2 separate regions of the Mus musculus genome follow, and region 2 is linked to region 1. The links are chromatin loops, found by intact Hi-C in ENCODE. Cell type or tissue: left cerebral cortex. All regions are shown on one strand. Links, peaks and the distances in the headings refer to the core of each region. The heading gives the core; the rest is flanking DNA. Region 1 overlaps Gatad2a (GATA zinc finger domain containing 2A). Region 2 holds the start of Mau2 (MAU2 sister chromatid cohesion factor).

The links. Hi-C counts contacts between places; a loop is a spot of excess contacts. Peaks named below come from ENCODE experiments on the same cell type or tissue, not always from the same donor. Only the 100,000 strongest peaks of a DNase experiment are listed, where the experiment ranks them.
Region 2: a loop joins it to region 1, with 4 times the contacts of the local background. A loop is called at or near these places in 2 of 42 quality-filtered maps.

The regions. Positions count from the first base shown.
Region 1 is chr8:69,914,691-69,922,690 of GRCm38, reverse strand. Gatad2a (GATA zinc finger domain containing 2A) reads left to right here. Exons shown (of 13, transcript NM_001113346.1): 4 at 4,613-4,745; 5 at 4,837-4,968; 6 at 5,159-5,248; 7 at 5,991-6,122; 8 at 6,243-6,407; 9 at 7,893-8,000. Among named protein-coding and RNA genes, the nearest start is that of Tssk6, 17 kb to the right of the region's middle. In left cerebral cortex, for the core only: CTCF peaks have their summits at 3,556 (motif pointing left) and 6,632; DNase peaks (open chromatin) are centred at 2,216, 3,531 and 6,695; H3K27ac peaks cover 594 bases.
Region 2 is chr8:70,033,594-70,049,408 of GRCm38, reverse strand. It overlaps Mau2 (MAU2 sister chromatid cohesion factor), which reads left to right and starts at 6,675. Exons shown (of 19, transcript NM_001376946.1): 1 at 6,675-7,017; 2 at 15,781-15,798. The coding sequence starts at 6,724. It overlaps Sugp1 (SURP and G patch domain containing 1), which reads right to left and starts at 6,622. Exons shown (of 14, transcript NM_027481.3): 1 at 6,329-6,622; 2 at 729-900. The coding sequence starts at 6,362. In left cerebral cortex, for the core only: no CTCF peak of the experiment used is centred there; DNase peaks (open chromatin) are centred at 6,438, 6,610, 7,112, 7,556 and 1 more place; H3K4me3 peaks cover 2,635 bases; H3K27ac peaks cover 1,486 bases.

The DNA of each region.
Region 1 (8,000 bases), core at 1-8,000:
TGGGCTAATGCTTCACTGTATAGTGATTCTGCAGCTTAGCTGCTCCCATGTCAGCTGTCCTGGCAATGCTGGCTCCATCAGTCACATGCAGTGGCTGACAATGGCCAAACCCATCTCTGTCCCCTCAAGAAAGAGAGCTTATCCCTACAGCCATGTGGCCCAGAGCAGTTAGACTCCTCCTGGTGCCTGTGCTCGGGAAACATTTAAGTTGCTGTTACCTGGCCCATGGGTTCAACAGTGGGAAACCCTTTCATGGTTTGGTGTTTAACAGCTACCCACATGTGCAACCTGAATGGACAGGGCAGAGGTAGACCCCATTCTTCACACCCTTTGCCAGCCTGGAAGGCTGAACAGGCATCTCCCCTACACTGTAGTAGGGCTCAGGAATCTCCCCTCTAATCCAGATCAAGGCTGGAGACGCTCCTGGAGTTCTAACCCTGCCCCATGCTTCAGGCTCCTGGGTCTCTGAGTCAGGGGAGTCTGGCATTGTCCAACACTTCTGTCTATGCCCTCCAGGACGCTGGTTTGCCTACTCTGGAGAGGCAGCCACTGTGGCCTGGTAGCAGACATGCCAATCTCAAGAGTTAGCTTTGCACAGACAGCCCCATCTTGTCAAGGTGAAACAGGTCCTTTAGGGCCAGCAAAGCTGTCCCACGGCCTTGGGGAAGTAGAGCTCCTACTCTGCTTGGTGCTGACACATCTGAGCATTCAAAACTGAGAAACATGGGTAAAAGAGTGCCCCTCAGGAGGCGGGAGGCAGCATAACTGTGGAGTCCCTCACTTTGTGGAGCACTTTCAACAGCCTAAGTCACTAACCCACAGCTTTGTGGGTGCATCTCCTCTCCACAGGAACAGGCTAATGCCTATAGGAGCGTCACTATGGGGACGGGCCTCTAGCTTTGTGTAGAAGCCCCATAGCCTCTTCCACCCAAGTCAGTTCAGTCATAGCTGACCTTAAGGTTGGGGTGCTTGGGAATACTTATTCTAGAGCAGCATGGCCCTGGCACTGAGGCACCGTGATCCTTCTGGGTGCCCTTATTGGGAGCTGAGGCTGCACCACACCCATGTGAGAGGGATAGGGAGGATGGGGAATCCCTCCTGTGAGTTAGAGACACACAAGCTGTGTAGACAAGGAAGTCAGGCCTATTCAAGAGGGTAGGGTAGCTATGCTTGTCCATCCTGTCCCATCTGTCTGTCTGTTTTCACACAGACATGTACTAGGTGAGAAAGGCGACATCTGAAAGCAGTCCCTTAGGAAACAAAGGGGCCCTGCAGGTCTGATGTCCTCTTTTGGCTTATGTGCCATGGGGCTAATGAATGCCAACACAGGCCATTCCAAAGGTCAGAGGTCCATTGAAGGGTGATAGAGACAGATCATGGCTAGCCAGGGCTTGGTGGACAGACTTGTGAGTCAAGCTAGTCTGTGTTGTGGTGCAAGGTTTGGGTGCAGAAGAGTAGGTGTATAGGCCATGACAGCCAAGCTGGCCCTGAGGAGGACTTGGTCCTCAGTTGATGTAGGTGTTCTTCCTCCTCCGATCAGATTGAAGAGACATGGATAGGATCCAAGCACCTCCTCTGATGTGGGCTATCCCAGTGCTCAGCCCCTTCTCCAGGACACAGCACACATTCCTGGTAGGAGACAGCTTTTGGTGCTAATGGCCAGACTGGCTGGCTTCTGGAGATTTTTACTGGTGATGTGAAGCTACTTCATCACTGTGTGTTTTCAACATAGACAGGTAGGACAGGTTCACACAGCATCCAGAAAAAGCAGTTGTCCCTGCCGGCCTGGCCGTGCTCCAGAGCTCTCCATGTCACTCTTCATTTTACTCTTATGCCTATGGGTTTCATGAAAGGCTCCCTCTGAAATTGTGCCTGTGATTGATCCATGTATTCTGGTTCCTAAGTTAAAAGCTATCTAGAAAAGTGCAGAGAATCTTGAAGGTATTTCTGTTAAAAGCTGAGCTTCGGAAAGCCTTTCAGTTTGGAAGGGAGAGGGGCTTGTGGTTTCCTCTGTTTTTTGTAGGAGATGACCACAGGCGACTGGATGCCTGGAGGCTGCACAGAAAGGGGAAAGTGGAGCCTCCATTTTCTGACAGCACCTGAACCCTTACCTCTCTTCTCAAAATGAAGGCCGTGTGTCACAAACCGGTTAGAACTGCCCGTTGCCATGGTTTTCACGTTGGAAGGCACAGTTAAAGGGTCACATGACCAGAGAGGGAAATGCCTTTGTCACATGACTTTTTGGTGGCCTGATTAGCATAGAGGAAGTTCACTCCGGGCAGGCTGGCTGCTGCTGGGATGCTGAGTGATACTGATAGCAGTGACATCATCTCTGAAATTGATTAGTTGGGGCCCAGGATGGGGTCAGAGAGCAACAGTGGTCAGGGCTGTCTTCCAAGGAAGCCTAAGTCCAGGATGGTCTCTGCCCCAGCAGTGCCCTCATTCCTCACAGACATCTCAAATTTTATTAGACGACTCACCTCAGAAAGATAGGAAAGAGATAAACTCCACAGTTGGGTGTCCTTTGGTCTGCCTAGAAAGCCAGTCCTAGACTGTAACTCTGTCATAGGTGCCTCTTAAGCCCAGCTGTTAATTCACTTGGGCACCCCCCTGGGCCAGTACCACAGCCACGGCACTGGGCTGCTCCTCTGCTACACAATATACAGTTGGTGGCATGCACAGTCAGTGGACCTGGAATTGAAGCTGTCTGATCACCTTGAAACCTGACCTCGGGTGAGGGCCGGTGGGAATGTTGGAGGAGAGATTGACTTGGAGTGTTTGAAGAGACCCGAGGGAGACAGATGCCCAGGGTCTCTTTTTTTAAGCTGTTTTGTTGTTTGTTTGTTTGTTTGTTTTTAAAGATTCATGTATTTGTATATTATTTATTTTTGTACAACAGTGCTTTGCCTGTATGTACGTCTCTGTGAGGGTGTCAGATACCCTGGAACTGAAAATTCAGAAACTTATGAGCTGCTGTGTGGGTGCTGAGAATTGAGCCCTGGTCCTCTGGAAGAGTAGCCAGTGCTTTTAACTGTGGAGCCATCTCACTAGCTCTCTCAATTTTTTTAAATAATTTGTTTGTTTTGTGTGCATTGTTATTTTGCCTGCTTGTGTGTCTGAGTGAGGCTGTCCAAATCCCTGGAATTTAAGTTACAGTAGTGAGCTGTCTTGTGGGTTCTGAGATTTAAACCTATGTTGTCTTAATCACAGAGCCATTTCTCCAGCCCTTCCAGGGTCTCTTTTAAATGACTGGTTTCTGGGCTGCCGAAGCCTGACTCTCAAGAACCTCCAGGCTTAAGCCTTCAGGCTGTGGCCAGTGTGCACGTATAGCTGTCATGTGGGAATCAGGAAGCCAGCCAGATGCTGGCTGGTCAGCCTCTGCCCACCATGCCACTCTTCTTGAGAATACAGCTGGCAGGAACCAGTGGTGGGGACCCAAAGAGTCTTCACCTAGTGACTCACCTCACCCTGCTCAAACCCAAACCACAGAGACAGATCTGCACTGTGACTTCCACCTAACTTTATCCTGTGTCACAGTGCCATCTAGTGGACATATTCTGAGCTGCTTTCCACAAGCAAGTTGGTACTTGCTTGGGTGCTGGGATACACACCAAGGGGCAGTTTAGATTGTCCACTGTGGGCAGTACTTTTTCTAGGACTTAGTGCTCCTCCCACCTCCTTCCTGTGTTACAGCAACAGAGCACACTGGCTTTAAGGATTTAGAAGCAACAGATGTGTATGCCCTCTGATACCCTTCACAAAGAGGGAGGTCTAATTTTGGGGTGCTCCTGTGTGGGTTAACTGATGTAGGCTATATTATAGCCACTGGTCTTTAGCCAGTGTGGGAAGAGTGGTCAGTGTTGTGGACCTGTGCATCTGACAGTGTGTACCACCCCTGCTACAACTGAGCTCCTAGGGAGACTGGCTGTTTGCTCACAGGGAAAAGTGAACTTCCTACACCACAGGATGTGTGTTAGAAGGTTGGTCACAGTGGTGAGTGTTCCATGATGTAACTTCTTCTGAGACTTGAGTGTGCAGGGTTGAGGGCAGAGCCATCACACTCTGTAGACCTGAGCATGAAGTCAGTGAGAGTGGTTCTTTTGAGTTTGAAAACTTGTAGCCACTGCAGCCACTTATGTGTGTCCTAGGTAGGACAATGCAGCAGATGGCCCCAGGTCCCCTTGTGAGGTAGAGAGCAAAAGCTAACAGTACATCATTGTGCTTTTTGGTCTTCTGGGGGGCTGTATGGGACTGGGTTAAGAGAGGGGTGGGCTTCCCATTGGGTAGTTCCCAATGTGAGACCTTGGCTTTGGAGTGCTCACGTCCATCCTACCCAGCACTCAGGAGCTGAGATAGCAGACCAAGATCTGAAGCTCTGTTTACTTGTGACAGAGCTCTGGGGTCGAGTAGCACTTTCTGAAGCATCCATGCTACACCTGAGTACTCAGAGATGGAGCACACCATCTGGTGTGTATGGCCCTAATGACCAGTGATGATACCCATGGTGCCCACGGTGGCAAGAGGAGGCACCTAGGGGTGATTGGGCATCTGGGGTAGTCTGGCCTGCCTGGTACTCTGCCCTGCTAAGCACCTGCTTATCTCCATTTGACAGTGACATGAAGTCTGAGAAGAGACCTCCCTCGCCTGATGTGATTGTGCTCTCTGACAGTGAGCAGCCATCGAGCCCAAGGGTGAATGGCCTGACCACAGTAGCCTTGAAAGACACCAGCACTGAGGCGCTCTTGGTGAGCCTTGGCAGAGCCTGGAAGCCCCACCACCCCACCTTGCAGAGCTTCTGCTGAGGCTTTCCCCAATTTTGTGCTTTTGCTCTCCTAGAAAAGCAGCCCAGAAGAACGAGAGCGGATGATCAAGCAGCTGAAGGAGGAGCTGAGGCTAGAGGAAGCAAAACTGGTCTTGTTGAAGAAGCTGCGGCAGAGTCAGATACAGAAGGAAGCCACCGCACAGAAGGTGCCTGTGCTCTACTGCCCCAGACCCCAGAGAGGCTGGCCCAGGGCAGAGGCTCGACCCACGGGCGGGATGGCAGGCAGTGTATGGCGTTAGGGAGCAAGCAGAAAGTAATTCGGGGTGGGGGGGTGCGTGCGTGCGTGCGTGTAACTTTACACACCAACTCCTTTTGATGTCTCTTGCTATCTTATAGCCTACAGCTTCCTCAGGGAGCACTGTGACCACCCCTCCCCCACTCGTGCGGGGTACCCAGAACATTCCTGCTGGCAAGACCTCACTTCAGGTTCGTGCGCCCTTCTGCTTGTTGCCCTGCACCACCTCCGTTTATAGTCAGGCTCCAAACACTGCCTGCTCCTCCCAAGTAAAGAAGCATGGGGCTCCCACAGACTAAAGGACCAGAGTGTCACATGCGCCCCAAATTACACCACCAAACTAGGCTACTATGAATGTCGCAGACTGGTCAGTGGTGATTGAGCAGTAAGACTGAAAGATTGGCTAGAGTGGGTCGCTCCGCTCAGGCCTCTGCCCACAGACTCTGGGGCCTCTGTCACACTCTCGTATTACCTTCCTCTGAGTTCCCATGGCTCCTGCTAGAGTAATGTATACAAAAAATAGGCATTTCAGTTTATCTTGGGTTTGTAATTAGTTAAAACAAAAACCAACCTAGGTCTGTGGCTTCATTGGTTGAATGTGTGCCTCATGTTACAGAGCCCTAAGGTGAAGCCAGATGCTCACACCTTTAATCCTAGCACACAGGAGGCAAAGGCAGGTGGATGGATCTCTTGTCAGTTTGTTCTACTGCGTTCTAGAACAGCTGAAGCTGTTACACAGAGAAACCCTGTCTCAAAAAAGAAAAAGAAAAAAGAAAAAACAAATTAAAGAAAGCTGGCAGTTCCATCCCTATTACCACATATATTAAGATGTTGCCTTAAGCCTCTCATCTCAGCACTGGAGAGGTAAAGGCTGAAGGAATTCTAAGAGGAAAGGAATACTCACATAAACCTGGGCATCGGTGTCTTTGACAGACCTCCTCCACTCGAATACCCGGCAGCATCATCCCACCACCACTGGTCCGAGGTGGGCAGCAGGTGTCTGCCAAACTGGGACCACAGGCCAGCTCTCAAGTAGTCATGCCACCGCTTGTCAGGGGGGCCCAGGTGAGTCAGGTATGTGAGCTGTATGTATGCTGGGGCAGGGCCAAGTGCCCACCCCTTCTGTGGTCTGCCAGGGTTGGTTTGTCTTAGTGGCATTTCTTGTCCCCTATCTCCTCCCAGCAGATTCACAACATCAGACAGCATTCCTCTACGGGGCCACCACCCCTCCTCCTGGCCCCCCGTGCCTCAGTGCCCAGCATGCAGATTCAGGGACAGAGGATCATCCAGCAGGGACTTATCCGTGTCGCCAATGTCCCCAACACCAGTCTGCTTGTCAACATCCCTCAGGTGAGGCCAGAAACTAGGTGGGAGGTTGAGATGGAATCAGGTCCTGGTAGGTCTCATAGTACCATTGTGTGTACTGTAGATAGGCTGGAGGGGTTGGGGTGGAGTTCTAGGTATGGAAATCACAAACAGATTAGCCTTTAGCACTTAGGGAGCTTTTGAGAAAGTCGGGACTCCTTCAGGGTGCAGCAGGCTTTGAAGAAAAAAACTGAGGCAAAGAATGGGAAGACCACTAGAGGGACACCAGAGCCTTTTGAAGCCTGCCAGCCTTCCGAAAAGCCACCGCTGTAGCACCTCCCCCCAACTCCTGCTGACTTGTTCAGCTCCTCTGGGCAGGCTGGGAGGACAGCATGCCACAGATTCTCCTACAGCACAGTTGGCTATTCTTAGCTGTGTGTCCCTCCACCTCTATACAGAGCCTCTGAGGTGGGGAGGGTCTGTCCCCACCCCTGGGTAGCAGGATGGGAAGAAAAGGGCAGTTTTGTCTGACAGATGAAATTACCCAGTCCACAGGCCTTTTGCTGACGAGCCGAGTTCTTTTCTTCCTTGCTTGTCACGTTCTGCCCTCCTCAGCCCTCCTTAGATAAGACAAGGCTGGATTCTGGACAGCTCTGACAAAGGGTGTTTGCCTGTGTTAGGGTCCATCTCTAGTGCACAAACAATGGCTGTCTCTGCCACCTCCTTGGAAGGGTGTGTGTCCCAGCTGAAACAAAGGGCCTAGAGAATGGGCAACACCTCATAGCATCCTTGTCCCACTTGCTATGTTCAGTATGCTACCAGGGTGCTCTGCTAGTGATGGAGCCAGGGCCCTGGCTAGTCACATGCTGGAGACCTGAGCTAGGTATCTTGCTGAGTGAGGCCTTAGCATCCAGAGCCCCACAGAGTATAGTATTTTGGGGTCTTCCAGGGAAAGCGTGTACAGTCCTCTTAGTATCTTCTGGAAATCATTGACACTCTAGGAGCCCAGACCACTGACATGGTCAGCCTTGGTTTCAGGAATGCAGGGGTAGGGTGGGTGGAGACTACCCTAATGGGGATAAGAAGCTGGTATGGTGAGGGACAAACAAGAGCTGCATTTCCCTGGGAACCCGTTGCATACTCAGAACTTCTAGAAGCAGCACTCCGGGTATGGACCACACTGCAGCCTCCCAGCTTGCTCTTGCTGGACTTCTGGACATCCAGACTGGGTGCACAGAACCTGAGTGGCCTGGCTATGTCCTGGGCTTGGCTTTATCTTTGTCTCTTTGTCCCTGTGGCCATGGACCTATGTGAGGACAGGCCACTTAGATTACTTTTGTTTCTTGGATTGTTTTTGAGAGTGTCTTAGGATTTAGCCCAGGCTGGAACTCCAGATCTGCTCGAGCTGGGATTATAGGAGTGGACAGCCACACCCAACTCAGACTTTAATCCTGTAAGGACTCCAGTGTGCATCTGGCATGGAGCCTGCCTTAGGTGGCACTCTCAGCCTCACCTACTTGTCTTCCACAGCCTACTGCAGCCTCCATGAAGGGGACAGCAGTTGCTTCTGCTCAGGCAAATTCCACTCCCACCAGTGTGGCTTCTGTGGTTGCATCTGCTGAGTCTCCAGCTAGCCGA
Region 2 (15,815 bases), core at 4,298-12,297, 120 kb before region 1:
TAAAATAAATGCCAGGTGGTGGTGCTGCACAACCTTGGTTTCAGCACTGGGGAGGCAAGGACAAGTGGTCTTAATTTGAGGCCAGCCTGGTCTACAGAGTGAGTTACAGGATAGCCAGAGTTACACAGAGAAACCCTGTCTCAAAGAACAAAACAAAAAGACATAGAAATGTAAACAACTCTTAAGGAAAGATACCCAAGGTTGTCTCTGGCTTCAACATGTATGTATACTCATTGCATGTACATATGCATACACAAATACAAACTAAAATTTAAAGTTTAATAAGCACATACATCGTCAGTACATACATGATGTTCTCTCCATTCTTGCCTCCAGTGCCACAGATGTAACAACTCAGGACCTCAAGAGTGCCATGCAAGCACTCTACCACTGAGCCATGCTCTAGCCCATGAATAGACTTAGCATCACTGGACTATGGTGACAACAGTCATGGACAGCATAGAGGTTTGTAGTCTAAGCACACAGGGTCATGAAGGGTTTTTGTTTTTTGAAACAAGTTCTCATACAAACCAGATTTTAGCCTTGAACTTAACTTATAGCCATGACCTTCAATTCTGAATGTTCCTAACTTTACTTCCCAAGCTCTGGGTCAACAGATATGCAGCATCACACCTGGGCCTCTTCACACCACCCTACTTCTACTGTCACTTCATCCCATCTCTTGTCACACTGAGACTCAGATGCCCTAAACCTCAGAAGCTACTTACTCTCCAGGATGAGGGGGCTGTGGACTGGGCACATGACTCTGTCTGGCCTTTTGTTCCATTCTGGCCTCAATCTCCCGCTTCTTCTGAGCAATAAGCTCTTCCTGGTGGAGGATGTTCATATTCATCTTTCCAGACTTGGGTTGTGCCATCCCAAACCACCGATTGGCCTTTCCTGGAAGGGGGAAAAGATGGAAATAAGAAAACACCTTTGCTCCATCAGCATGCCCAACAGCAACACTCAGGATTCAAATGGTCATTTGTTCATTTCTTCAACAAATGCTTAAAGAATATTTGCCATGCACATAGCATTGTGCTAGGCTCTAAAGAGGATGGATGAGAGCTCCGGTCAGGTGGGGCTCTCCTTTATCTGAGAAGGCAAGAGAACACAAAAACAGAACATGAAAGGCTAGCTGTAATGGTAGTGGGACACATTTGCAATCTCAGCACTCAGCAGGCTAAGGAAGAGACCAGCCTAATGTACAAAGTAAGTAAGGCCCACTGCAAGGCTGGAATCGCAGCTTGTGGTGGAGTGCTTGTTTAGCATGAACGCCTGCCTGGATTCTGATTCTGTAAGAATCAGAACCAGATGTAAGAACCAGATGTGCTGACGCATGTCTATAACCTCAGCATAAGGTTAAGAAAAGAACAGAAGGTTAAGATCAGGGCGAGAAACAAGGTCAGCAATTAAGAACACTGGCTGCTCTCCCAGAGGGCCCAGGTTTTGTTCTAGAACCCATATGGAGGCTCACAAACATCAGTAACTCCAATGCTATGAGTTCTGATACCCTCTGTTAGCCTCTGAGGGCACTGCAAGCAACATAATGTACATACATATATTCCCCCTAGATAATCAAACATAATTAAAAGTAGAAGTTCAAAATATCATTCTCCTATTTATGAATTTTAGACCAGCCTGATGTACTTGAGACTTTGTCTCAAAAAGTTGTCCTCTAAGCCGAGCATGGTGGCGCATGCCTTTAATCCCAGCACTTGGGAGGCAGAGGCAGGCGGATTTCTGAGTTCGAGGCCAGCCTGGTCTACAAAGTGAGTTCCAGGACAGCCAGAGCTACACAGAGAAACCCTGTCTTGAAAAACCAAAAAAAAAAAAAAAAAGTTGTCCTCTGATTTTCACAATGATTATACAGTAACATACCTGTTCTCACTCATCTATACTCACACACACACACTTTAGTGTGCAGGGTGGGGATGATGTGGGAAGGTGGACACAGGACAACATACAATAGTTTCAGGAAGTAATGTGGGAATTTTGCCAAATTCTAAGTGTATCTATCCTAACTGTATATTCTGGGACTGGGGAAATAAACACTGGGCCTACTAGGAGTCGGATTTCAGCCAAAACTCCTGATTTCCCTAAACCCCTACTTTAACTTGAAGGCCACAATGTTTCCTAGGATGTCCCTGATCAGTGTCAGAACCAGCAGACCCCAGATAATCTAATAGGCCCCCCCAAAGTCTGATTGTTTCCTTTCCCCCTCTGTACAGTTATCATTGTAAAAGGCTGTAGGTCTCTGGGAAGGATGGGAGAAAGACTAACAATAAAACTCTCAGGTATTTTAGCAAAGTCCTTCCTTAGGAGAACTTGGCTGCCCTTTTATTCAAGAGGTTCTGAGTCGCAAACTGGCTCAAGTCTAGAAATTAGTTTATGGGCTGAGATTCCCTTTTGTCATGATCCAGTTCTCTCCCTCCACCATGTGGGTCCAGTAATCAAACTCACATCATCATTGTTAGCAGCAGGGACCGAGCCATTTCCGCAGCCCAATAAATTAAAAAATTTTAAAAAGAAAATGAAGTTTCAAATTATGGTAAGACCTAAAACTAAGAAACAGAAAGAGAAAACAGAACAATGCCTAAACTGGTAGGGTAGTCCAAAAATAACCATTAGAGGAGAGCACAGTTCAGCTGGAAATGGGAGTTATCAGGAGCCAGGGTCAGGAAGAACCATGTGAGTGGGATTCAGGGAGGTGGAGTAGATGCCAAAGCCCGAGACAGGAAGATGCACTGCACATCTGAGAACAACAAGAGGCTCAGTGGGGCCAGAGGAACTGGAGTGGGCAGAAACTGGATGTGACACGGTCTGTGGATATAATTTTTCGGGCTTTGGCAAATGACAAGGTGGGATTTAGTAAACAAGTAACAAGATCCAATGAGTCTTTTTGTTTAAGTCTTTTTGTGTGTGTGCATGGACATGTGGGGCACATATGTCCATAGCACCACACATGGTCAGAGGATAAGGTGGTACTAATGTTCTTTTCTTCTACCTTGAAACATTGCTCATAGCTGTCTATGCCAGGCTAGGTTCCCTGCAAGATTCCAGGGAGCATCCTGGCTTTACCTCCTATTTCCTATGGTAATAGAAGCATCAGGATTACAGAAGCTGATAAGGCACCCAGATTTACATGAGCTCTCTCTGGGCATCAAGCTCCGATCCTCATGTTCACACAGCAAGAATTTTACCCAGTGATCCATCTCCTCAGACCTCCATAAGTCTTTTAATCTGTATTTCTTTATTTAGATCTCACATAGCCCAGGCTGGTTACAACCTCACTGTATAGTCAAGAGTGATGCTGAACTCCTTCTTTTCTGTGCCTCCAAAGCAGGGGTTCTTAACCTGTGGGTCAGGACCCCTTCAAGAGGTCACATATTGTACACCAGATATTTACATTACAATTTACAACAGTAGCAAAACTACAGTTATGAAGAAGCAATGAAATAATTTTATGGTTGAAAGTCACCATAACATGAGAATTATATTAGAAAGTCATAGCATTAAGAAGGTTGAGAACCGTCAGGCAGTGGTGGAGCATGCCTTTAATCCTAGCATTTGGGAGGCAGAGGCTGGCGGATTTCTGAGTTCATGGTCAGCCTGGTCTACAGAGTGAGTTCCAGGACGCCAGGGATACACAGAGAAACCCTGTCTCGAAAACCAAAAAGAAGAAGAAGAAGAAGAAGGAGGAGGAGGAGGAGGAGGAGGAGGAGGAGGAGGAGGAAGAGGAGGAGGAGGAGATGATGGTGGTGGTGGTTGAGAACCACTGATCCAAAGTGTTATGATTATAAGCTTGGGTTGAGTCAGCCAATTCTACTAATTTTTTTTCCTTAGTTTTAATATGACCTTGGGGACAGGGAGATCATTCTGACATAGAGAAAGTGCACAGACAGCAAGATGACCAAAACAAATCACTGGCTTTGAGCAAAAATGCCAGTGCCATGTGTGTACACACACAGCAGTCATCCAGTCTAAGGCAGGAGGTACATGCTTTCCAGACAAACACAGGCTTAATGAGACTCTGCTTCATTAAAATAGGGCTGTAGGGCTGGAGAAATGTCTCAGTGGTTAAGAGTACCGACTGCTCTTCCAAAGGTCCTGAGTTCAAATCCCAGCAACCACATGGTAGCTCACAACCATCCGTAATGAGATCTGATGCCCTCTTCTGGTGCATCTGAAGACAGCTACAGTGTATTTAGATATAATAATAAATAAATCTTTTTTAAAAAGAGAGAAAGAGAGAACTACTGTTCTCAAAGATTAAAAAAAAAAGTGTCTACTATCATTTAAAAAAAAAGGGGGGGGGCGTAGTTGGGTCTTTAACCCCAGAGTTGGTGAGGCAGAAGGAGACAGATCTCTGTAAGTTCAAGTCCAACCACAGATATGTACTGAGACCCTGTCTCAAAACAAAACAACAACAAACCCTAGAATTGTATCCTAAGGGTTCTCAGGAAAAATTCTACATTTATCTAAATATATTTTTTAAAAGGTTTGGGGGTGGGTGACTGTGTACCATGTGACTGCCTGGGAGTTATAAATGCTTGTGAGCTGACAAGTGGATGCTAGATATCAGGTACTCTGCAAGAACAGCAAGTACTCTTAACTGCTCAGCCATCTCACCAGCCCATTTTCTTCCTATGTAGACCAGACTGGCTTCCACTTGAAACAAGCCTCCTCCCTCTGACTCTCCAGTGCAGATCACAAACATGTGCCACTATGCTATGTTTAAACACTAAATTTGTATGTATGTGCATAGGCACTGTGCAAGCCAGAGGTTGACATCAGGTATCTTCTCTTTCTTTTTTCTCCCCCTTGTTTGTTTTTTATTTTCTCAAGACAGGGTTTCTCTGTATAGCCCTGGAACTCACTTTGTAGACCAAGCTGGCCTCAAACTCAGAGACCCACCTTTACCTTCCAACACCTGGCACTCACTCTGTAGACCAGGCTGGCCTCAAACTCACTGAGACCAACCTGCACTTTCCAATGTCCCAAGTTCTAGGACTAAAAACATAGGCCATCACTCACCAACTTAAAAAAAAAAGACAGGGTCTCAGTTTGCACAGCCCTGGTTGACCTTGAATTCAGATGTCCACCTACCCCTCAGGAGTTGGGATTAAAAGCATTCCTATTGTCGCTCTGCCTAATTTTTTGGTACAGAGCAGCTCACAAAACCTTAAAGCCCGTTTCAGTGCGTGGCTGCCAATACACCCCAGGAATCCACCTGTGTCCAGTCCGAAGTCCTGTGCTTTCAGGCACACAACAGTACATCTGGCTTTTTTACATGAGTACTGAAGATGGGGAGCCAGGTCCTCACTCTTGGGCAACAAGCATTTTAACTACCACCATCTCGTCAGCCCTTAAATTCTAAATGTTGAAAGCAAAACTGACTCCCTAGACACTACCAGAGTTGACACCCCTAATTATTTCCATTTCATTCATAACAATCTCCAAGGAGACAATCCTAGTCCACTCTGAGGCCTATCCAGCCTCTGTGGTGAAACCTCTGCCTTCCTATAGACAGCATCTACTCATATGGAACATCTTGTACTCAAGAAAGACTTTTCATGGAGCCAGAGAGATGGCTCAGAGGTTAAGAGTGCTTGTCACTCTTCCAGAGAATCCAAGCAAACATCCAGGTGGCCTACTATAACTCCAGCTCCAGGTACTCACACACAAAGACATAAAGACAAATGGATTTTTAAAAACTGTTAAGCCTTCCCTGACCTTCAATATATTAGCAGCATCCAACCTCACGTCACGAGAACTAGTTCTTTGCAAAATTTGCTTCCAGGTGCACTGACACGCAAGCTTAGCACAGCGTTTGGCACCCAGCAAGTGTGGAAGCATATGGTGAATGGGCAAATGCATTTCATCCTAGGGGCACAGGGAGAGCTAAACCCGTAACCGTGGGAAACCGCCCTGGCTGACCCAGTGCAGTTCGGAAACGCACATTTCCCACAAGGCAGGACCCAAGCCAAAGGGGACCGGAGGGGCAGGAGGGATGTCCCAGGCTGTCCGCTGTGGATGCCACCGGCCCGAGAGCAGTTTATTGGGAAAGCCCATGCGGTTCCCACCCGGCGCCCAGGCCTTTGAGGGAGACCAGGAGCGCTCCTCAGCCACGGGCGGGGGTTGGGGGGCGAACCCGAGTCTGGGGTCTCGGCAGACCAGAGAAGGGCACACGCAACGTTACTGTAAGTTTCCCTGGGGCTGAGGCGAGAAGTCCGCGTGTCAGGTCCGTGACAGAAAGTAGGGTGAACAGGAGACGTGCAGTCGCGAGAACCCAGGCGGGCGGCGAAGGGAAGTCGGGGGATGTTACCTGCAACATCCCGGTTGTCCATCTTGAGACTCATCCAATCCCACAATGCTCCGGCGCCACCTGAGAAGAGGGAGGCTCTGTTATAGTGCGCTTGGTCTGATGGTAAATGTAGTCCTTCTCCGACAATCTCGTCCAACCCCCTTCTAGGACACCGGGCGTCTTCTCCACAGAAACGCCGGCGTCAGTTCACGAACGTGTATTACTCTCAGTTACGATGATGCAGAGGTATCATCCTCTCCTCAGAGTCTTCCTCAGTCGGAGCCACTTCGAACACACACCATAAGACCCAGAAGTCCTTGCGTAGCAGTTCTCGCGAGAATTGCGGGTCGCCAGGCCCCGCCCCTCAAGGTGCTTCCGCCTCTCTGTGGAGGCGGCTTGTTGTTGTGCGGGCCAAGATGGCGGCACAGGCGGCGGCTGCGGCGCAGGCGGCGGCTGCAGCTCAGGCTGCCGCCGCACAGGCCGCACAGGCCGAGGCAGCCGAGTCGTGGTATCTGGCTCTCCTGGGTTTCGCCGAGCACTTCCGAACATCTAGCCCGCCCAAGATCCGCTTGTGCGTTCATTGCCTGCAGGCCGTGTTCCCCTTCAAGCCGCCTCAGCGGATCGAGGCCCGGACGCACCTGCAGCTCGGCTCGGTGCTTTACCACCACACGAAGAACAGCGAGCAGGCGCGCAGCCACCTGGAGAAGGCGGTGAGTGTGCGGGCCAGGCGGGCGGGCCGCGGGTACCGGGGACTCGATCCTCTCCGCCTCGTCGGGCTTGGGACTTCCGAAGGCCTCGCCCTCACCTGCGGTGACAGACGCGGCTCCGCCACGCCCTCTCACCCGGGAACCGGGAAAGTTGTCCCTCTTCAGCTACTTGGTGCTTGCATCGGGGACCCTCCTAGTCGGGTGGCCGCGGGAACAGGACCCAGAGCGTCAGCCTAGAAGCACCTACCTAAGGAAGAGATGCGAGCTCCCTGACGTGTGAAAGCGAGGTCGCAGGAAATCTGAAAGTCCAGGACTTCTGACAGTCAGGTGTCTAGGTCTGGAGTCCCAGATCCTTGTGGCATGGATATTGGGGAAGGTGAGGCCTTCAGCCTCTTGTTGAACGTTGTTGCCTTGTGAGGACCTGAAGTGCAGAAAGTAGCTTCTAGAGTCACTTGCACCTCGGGGGTCTGGAGGTCAGTCTCACTGTTGGTGGCTTCTTCTCCCACCACGAAATGGTCCATCTTTGAAAGAGTCCCCACTCCGCCTCCAACTTGATTTGTGACGTCTTGGTGCTTCACAGAATTTCAAGAGGTAGCTGTCATTCAGCTTCTCAGTAAGACTTGTTTCTTCTCATGGCAACTGTGTCTCTTCCACACCTCCGCCTCTTTTTTGCCATTTTCCTATCTTTGTTTCCTTGACTATTCAGATGTTTAATGTTCTGACCTGCAGACAGTCTAGTAAATTGCCTTCAGGAGGGGATCAAAATTCTTGTTTCCCACACTGTGCATAGTTAGAGCTTCTAATCCTCACTGAACCAATAAACTTCCTTATTTCAAGAGTGAAACCGTATAGGCTTAGCTAAGTAAAGTGATTTAGCAAAGACCACACTGTGTGAAGTTTGGGTTTTTTGTTTGTTTTTGTGTTGGGGGGGGTTGTCGTGGTCTTACACGATGTAGCAAAGAATTGGTCTCAATTCCCAGCTGTCATCCTTCCTGGCCACCCAAGTACTGAGATTACAGGCATAGTTGCACATACCTGTGATGTACATGTTCAAGGGAGAGGCAAGAGGCTAGCCTCGGCTACACAGGAAGAATATCTCAAAGAAAGCAGGTCTGCTTAGATGACTTTGTGGGTAAAGGCTTTTGCAGCACAAGCCTGATAACTTGAGTTTGAGTGGAAGGTGAACACTCTCAAAAATTGCCTTCTGATCTCCAAATTTGCCTGCACTCATACATATCATACACAACAAATAATACCATTAATTTTAAAAAATTATAATCAAAAAGAGCTGGGTAGGGTGGCAGATGCCTTTAATCCTGGCACTCAGAAGACAGGCACATGGATCTCTGTGAGTGTTGCCAAAGAGTCAGGGCTACATAGAAGACCTTGTCTCAACAGAACCAACCAGGGATGGGACTGGAGAGATGGCTCAGCAGTTCTGAGCACTAACTCTTCTTTCAGAGATCCTGAGTTCAATTCCCAGAACCATCTGTACTGGGATCTGATGCCCTCTTCTAGTGTGTCTGAAGACAGCTTACAGTGTGCTCACATACATTTAAAAAAGAGGTGAAACCTGAGCTGGGCAGTGGCAGGGTAGGCAGTTCTCTGAGTTTGAAGCCATCCTGGTTCACAGAGGAGTTCCAGGACAGCCAGAGCTACATAGAGAAACCCTACCTCAAAAAGACCAAAAACCTGGGCTAATCAAATTTGTGAGTTAAAAAAAAAGATACAATTATTTTTAATTATATGTGTGGATATATGCTCTTAAATGTTGTGCCCACTGAATCAAAGTTCTGAGTACCCTGGAGCTGGAGTTAGAGTTATATGTGAGCTGCCTGATGGAGTTTCTGGGAACCAAACTTGGGTCCAGTGCAGAGTAATATGTGTTGTTAACTACCCATCTCTCTCTAGTCACCTCAGTTTAATGATCACTAGTTTCTGTACTAGAATAAGATGTCATTATTGTGTTAGTGCTTTTTGCTGTTGTTGTCTTATTCATTCATCAAGGAGTTATTTGTTCCCCTCCCACCAAGTGTCAAGCCTGTCCTGGACTGTCTGGGTATGAGCAGACTGAAAAGTCCTGCGCATGGTAGCTTTTTCTTTAGTGAGACTAGCATTCAATAAGGCTATTAGTATAAGAGCTATGGACACTGGACCAGAGGAAGGGATAGAGTTGATAATAGGGATGAGGGAGCCTCTTATTTGCATGAATGACATTTGAATGGTGTGAGCTAGTGAGCCCATTCAAGGTTTCAGGTCAATAACAAGGTGTGCCTGGGGCCAGAAGTGGATTGGAGCATCCAGGGCAGTAGTGAGTGAGGTTGACCCTGCCAAGTGCCAGGCTTCAGTGTAGGTGCAAGCCGGAGGCTGCCAGGGCCTGGCTGGTTCTGAAATGTTCTTTTCTTATTTGTTCAGGGCAGTTAATCCCACTACCTTCCTTTCCCCTTTGTTTCTTTGGGTGTCAGTGTGTCCTCGTATTTCATCCACAGAGCCCCGTGCAATCATGCCTGCAGTTGCTCTCTTTTAGCACTTGGCTTTGAACCAGTAATTAAAACCCTGACCCTTGTGAAGTACTTTCCCTTGGTGTAACAGAAAGCTGACTCCTGAAAGATCTCCCACAGCATCACATTGTGCCCTCCATCAGTCACCCCAGCTCAATACCTCTAAAACTCTATTAGTCACAGTTGCTCCTCCATTCATGTACCCTGAGTTTTATTTTAAATGACATTATTGTCCTTGGAGTGGCCCTAGGACCTTGTCCATAAGCCACTATCTTGTGCAAAGCTGGGCGGTGGTAGTGTACGCCTTTAATCCCAGCACTCGGGAGGCAGAGGCAGGCGGATTTCTGAGTTCGAGGCTAGCCTGGTCTACAAAGTGAGTTCCAGGACAGCCAGGGCTATACAGAGAAACCCTGTCTCAAAAAAAAAAAAAAAATGAGGGTCCAAGTGCAGATCCCAGTGTCCATGGGAAGGATCTGACATGGCCAGTATGCCTACACATGACCCCATTGGGAACCCCAGTGTAGTGGCTGCTGAGGAGCAGAGACAAGTGGAGCACTAAGCCTTGCTGTCTAGTAGCTTGCCTCCTCTCAAGGGAGTAAGGGAAATATAGAGCCTGATGCTTAACCTCCACATTCCGGTGCATATGCACACACACCTACTCACACAAAGCAAATTGTCAGATTGGATAAGATCATATACATGTGTGTGTGTGTGTGTGTGTGTGTGTGTGTGTGTGTGTGTGTGTGTACATATATATATATATACACACACACATGCGTGCACACACATATTTGTTTAAAAAGCAAAAGATAGATGGTGACACTTTTTTTTTTAAGATTTATTTATTATTATACCTAAGTACACTGTAGCTATCTTCAGATGCACCAGAAGAGGACATCAGATCTCATTACGGATGGTTGTGAGCCACCATGTGGTGGCTGGGATTTGAACTCAGGACCTTTGGAAGAGCAGTCGGTGCTCTTAACCACTGAGCCATCTCTCCAGCCCGACACATATTTTTAATATCCTAGGGACAGAAGCAGGTGGATCTGAGACTTGGATGAAGCCTGGTCCTGAAATCAGCTCTAGGCTGGGCGTTGCTATATAGTAAGTCCCTATCTCAAAGGGAAAAAGTAAAGACAGCAACAACAGTGACAACAACAAAAAACCAAGTCAACAGAAATAACAGGTAGCACCTGACACTGCACCCCACCTCACAAAACAACAAGTCCAAAAGGAAACCTCAAGCAATCCCACTGGATTCTGGAGAGCTAACAATCACCTTGTACCCTGTGAACTAAAGAGTTCTTATCTTGACTGCTTTTTAAAAAAAAACAAAAATATCACAAGGAAGAGATACAATTCTTGAGCCTTATACAGCACAACAGCTGAGTTAGGATACATTGTGTAATTTTTACTTTTGTTTGTTTCTTTGAGGGACTCATTATTCATCTTAGGCTGGCTTCAAAATGAGTTATGTAGGTGTGGCCTTGGAATTCTTATGTTCCAGCTTCTCCCTCAGTGCTGAGGCTATAGGTATATGCATGGGTTTTAGGTGGATGCCAAGGATGGAAGGCAGAACTGTACTAGGCAAGCACTCTACCATCTGAGCTATATCCCCAGCCCAGAAGTAGGGCAATTCACAGCATGTGTATAGAGGTCAGAGAACAACTTAGGAGAGAGTTGGTTATCTCTTTCCACCATGTCAGTTCCAGTTATCAGAGTCTGGTGTTTAGGGTTGGTAACATGTGCCTTTACTGAGTCATCTTGCTAGCCTTGCAAAAGTTTAGACATAGATTCATGGAGATGTAAATGTCATACCATGATCACCGTTTATAGAGTACATTTTGCTAAGTTTTGGGTTGTTTTTGGTTTGTTTGTTTGTTTGTTTGTTCTTTTTGTAAGATTGATTGATTGATTTAATAAGAGGGCATCAGATCTCATTACAGATGGTTGTGGGCCACCATGTGGTTGCTGGGAATTGAATTCAGGACCTCTGGAAGAGCAGTCAGTGCTCTTAACCACTGAGCCAACTTGCCAGCCTGCTAAGTTTTGTTTCACACACGTTTTCATTGCTGTAGTCCAAATGGTAAACTACTCAAAACTCCTCACATGTCCATGGGATTTAAAATGTAGTTGAGAAGAACACTTGGTGCTCTTCCAGAGGGCCTAGGTTCAATTCCCAGCATCTAGTGGTGCAGTCTATAACTCTAGTTCCAGGAGATTTGAGTCCCTCTTTTGGCCTCTACATTTACCTGGTACACAGACATACATGCAAGCAAAGCACTTAGCACATAAAAATAAATAAATGTAGCTGGACATAGTATTGTGGGCCTGCAGAAGAAGTAGGAGCTCAAGGCTCAGCTCTATACTTTGAGGACAAGCTATATATACTGCATAAGATCCTGTCTCAAGAAATTTAAGGAAAAACGGGATGAAGATGTAGTTCACTAAGTAGAATGCCTGCTTAGCATTCAAGAAGTCCTGGATTTCATCACCTGTTACCTCAATACTGTGCAGGTGAAGTAAAGAGGGGCAGGAGTTCAGGGCTAGCTTGGGCCATGTAGAGAGACCCTACCTCAAGGGGGAGAAATAGCGCCAGGGCATCTTCAGATGAAGATGTCCAGGCATAACTCTGAGTCCAGTTTCTTCAAGGAATGTACGTGAGTGAGTGCAGTTGTTGCTCATGAGACAAATGTTTCCCAAGTACAAGTGGAGTATCACCCTGAAGCAGCCTCTGGAGACACAACCTTGACAGAGGCTATACATGGGCCTTACCTAACATCCTCCATTGTGTATGAAGTTATGGGTTGTATAAAGACATGCTGTCAATGGCAAACTTCCTGTGACATTATGTCACCTAGTAATGTGGCTGACTTAATTTGTTAAAGTACATGCTGGTGTTTGCATTACTGTGAAATCACCTAGCAACTATTTCTTAGAATGTGTCCCTATCAGTTCAGCAATGCCTGAGGATGTCTGTACACAGAAGGTGACAGAAGGAGGTATGAGAGGAAGAGTTCCAAGAGGGGATTGAGATGTCCTGAGAAGACTGTGGAGGTCCATAGGGTGGTGGAAGATTCTGGAAAGGCAATAAATGTCCAGAGAGGAGGGCACAGGAGTGGATGTCTATCAGCAGACACCTTTGGCTCAGAAAGAAAGGTATGACTAAATAGGCAGATGACAGCCACAAGGAAACCTAAGTGGGAAGGACAGAGGCCTTTCTGTGAGGAGATGGCCCAGACATGGAAGAAATTGAAGCAATGGGTCCCCACTCCCTGGCAGCTGGCTATGATTTCTGGATTCATCCTGCAGCTGCCTATTTGAAAGAACACAGTGAGTCTGTGGTCCTGGGAAGCTACTGATGCTCTGAGAAGGCCTCCAGAGCTGACCAGAGAAGTCTCCTCCTGTTTTCTGCCTTTTACTGGCCAACAGCACCCTGCTTCTCATTGTGACTCCCTTTGTCTTTATTGCTGGTCCTAGAGGCAACCTAGGTGTTTCTGGTCACACTAGCACCTCTTTTTTTTTTTTTTTTTTTTCCTCCTCTGTGCTAGTCCCTGCTCTAAGACAGCTTTCTGTTGAGAGAAGATCTTGGGCAATCTAGGCTAATTTCCTTAAACTCACTATGTAGCTGAGGATGACCTTGAAGCTCCTCTTGAGTACTGGTGTTACAGGTGTGCATGTCCAGTGTGTGAGGGACAGGGCATGAAACCCAGGGTCTTATACGTACTAAGCAGCCATGCTGCCAACTGAGTCACATCCCCAGTCTTTTGTGTACCTAAGATTGGCCTTGAACTTCTGATTTTCTGTCTCCACTTCTCAAATGCTGGATGACAAATACTTGTCCTAAGCCAATCCTAAAAATATGTTGTAGGAACGGCAAGATGGATAAGCAGGTAAAGGTGCTAGCTGCCAAACATGACAGCCTGACCAATGCAGTAGAAAGAAAGAACTGACTCCCATAAGGTACCCTCTGACCACCACCCTCACACCATAGCCTATTGAATGCATCAGCATACGTGTAAATAAATACACAAATAAATAAGTGTTTAAAAATTGTTTGTTTGTTTTTTTAAAAAACACTCTGCCTGGTCTACAGAGTGATTTCCAGGACAGCCAGATCTATACAGAGAAACCCTGTCTCGAAAAAACAAAAAATAAAAAATAAAAATAAATCTGCAGGATTTTGATTCTTCCCCACTGGGTCAGGCTCCACACCCAGGGGTGCACTCGTAGCCACCACTGCTATGAGTGGCCTAAGCCACCAGCCTTGCAGCCCCAGGTATTTCCTAGGTCTTGGTTCTTTTCTTGCTAGCTCTTCTGTATTTGGAGCACCTCCTGCACAAAACACAGAAGAGTTAATCCTACTCTAGCCTTCAAAGCTCAGCATCAAGAGCCCCCAACCTGGGCTGGAGAGATGGCTCAGTGGTTAAGAGCACTGACTGCTCTTCCAGAGGTCCTGAGTTCAATTCCCAGCAACCACATGGTGGCTCACAACCATCTGTAATGGGATCTGATGCCTTCTACTGGTGTGTCTGAAGAGAGCAACAGTGGACTCACATATATTCATATACATAAATTAAATAAATATATCTTTTTTAAAAAGAGGGAAAAAAAGCCCCATCCTGTGTAGCCCTTTGACACAGTGGGGTGGGTGATGGCCCAGACTACCTACCTCTCTACACCTGTTAGAACTCCTCTCAGAGGTCAGTTCTTTGGTAACTGTTTGTTTCACCCTTGCTTGTCAGGTCAGTGTTATCCTTGAATATCCAATAACTGAACACTGCATGGCACACTACCAAGGAGTTCGGGTTTTTTTTTTTAAGATTTATTTTATGTATATGTATTTTATGTTTATGTAAAGATTTGTTTATTTTATGTTTATGCATTGCTCTCTTCGGACACACCAAAAGAGGGCATCAGATCCCATTAGAGATGGATGTAAGCCACCATGTAGTTGTTGGAAATTAAACTCAGGACCTCTGGGAGAGCAGTCAGTGCTCTTAAATGCTGAGCTATCTCTCCAGCCCTGGAGTTTTCTTGAAACATGTAGCTTGAGACACAGTGGTTCCCTAAGTCAAAGATGACCCTCTGAATCATCCATTTATTTATTTATTTGGAGACAGGGTTTCACTTTTTTAGCCTAGGCTAGCTATATAAACCAGTCTGGCCTCAAGGTCATAAAGATTCACCTGCCTCTGCTTCCCCAGTGCTAGGATTAAAAGTGTGCACCACCATGCCCACCTAGGGTTTTGGTTTTGGTTTTGGTTTTGGTTTGTTTTTGTTTTTTCGAGAGACAGGGTTTCTCTGTGTAGCCCTGGCTGTCCTGGAACTCACTTTGTAGACCAGGCTGGCCTCGAACTCAGAAATCTGCCTGCCTCTGCCTCCCGAGTGCTGGAATTAAAGGTAGTTATTTTTAATTATGTGTGTGCTTGTGTTTGTATGTACAGCTTTCATGCAGGTGTTGGGAGGATAAAAGTGTTGAGCAGTTGGAGTTATGAATGGTTGTGAGCTACCCCAACATGGTAGGTGCTGGGAAACAAATATGGGTCCTTTGCCAGAACAGTAAACACAACAACTGAATCATCTTTCCAGGTTTGTGTTCTCCAGGTTTTGTTTTGAGACAGAATCTCTTAGTGTACATCCCTCAGATTGGCCAATTGTATGACCACACTAGCAGTCCCCTTCTGAGGCTAGCTCTGCCCATTTCAAGCCTCTTTGGTATTCTACTTCCTCAGGCACTTCTGAGGTAACCCATTCCTCAGGCAAAGCTTTGCTGAATGCCCAGTCTTTCTGCCAGACCATCATCAGCCCTGCTGAAATGTAGAGTATATAGCCAAGATACCCCTGGGATTCCCTCCCTCGAGTAGATGGGAGTCCTAGCTCCTTTCTGATGTTAGGAAGAGAGGTTCCCCCTTTATTAGGCATCCCCCAAGTGCCATGCAGCTTCCATCCCAGAACCAAATTGCAGGAGATGCAATGCTGTTTCTCCCCACACTGCCCTTGGTAGTAGGCATGCTATGCCAGCACTAGTATAAGCCCAGTATAACCAGGCACCAAGCATTTGCCTCAGAATTAATCCTAGATGGGTGTGGTGACTCATGTCTTTAATCCCAGTATTCAGGAGACAGAAGTAGGAAGATCTCTGTGAGTGAGGCAATTCTGGTCTGCAAAGTATGTTCCAGGACAGCCTGCACAAAGAAACTCTTTCTTGACCCTCCTCTTTCCGCCCAAAATTAATTAATCATTTTTCTTTCTCTTTCAGTGGTTGATATCACAGCAAGTATCCTTTTCTTGTAC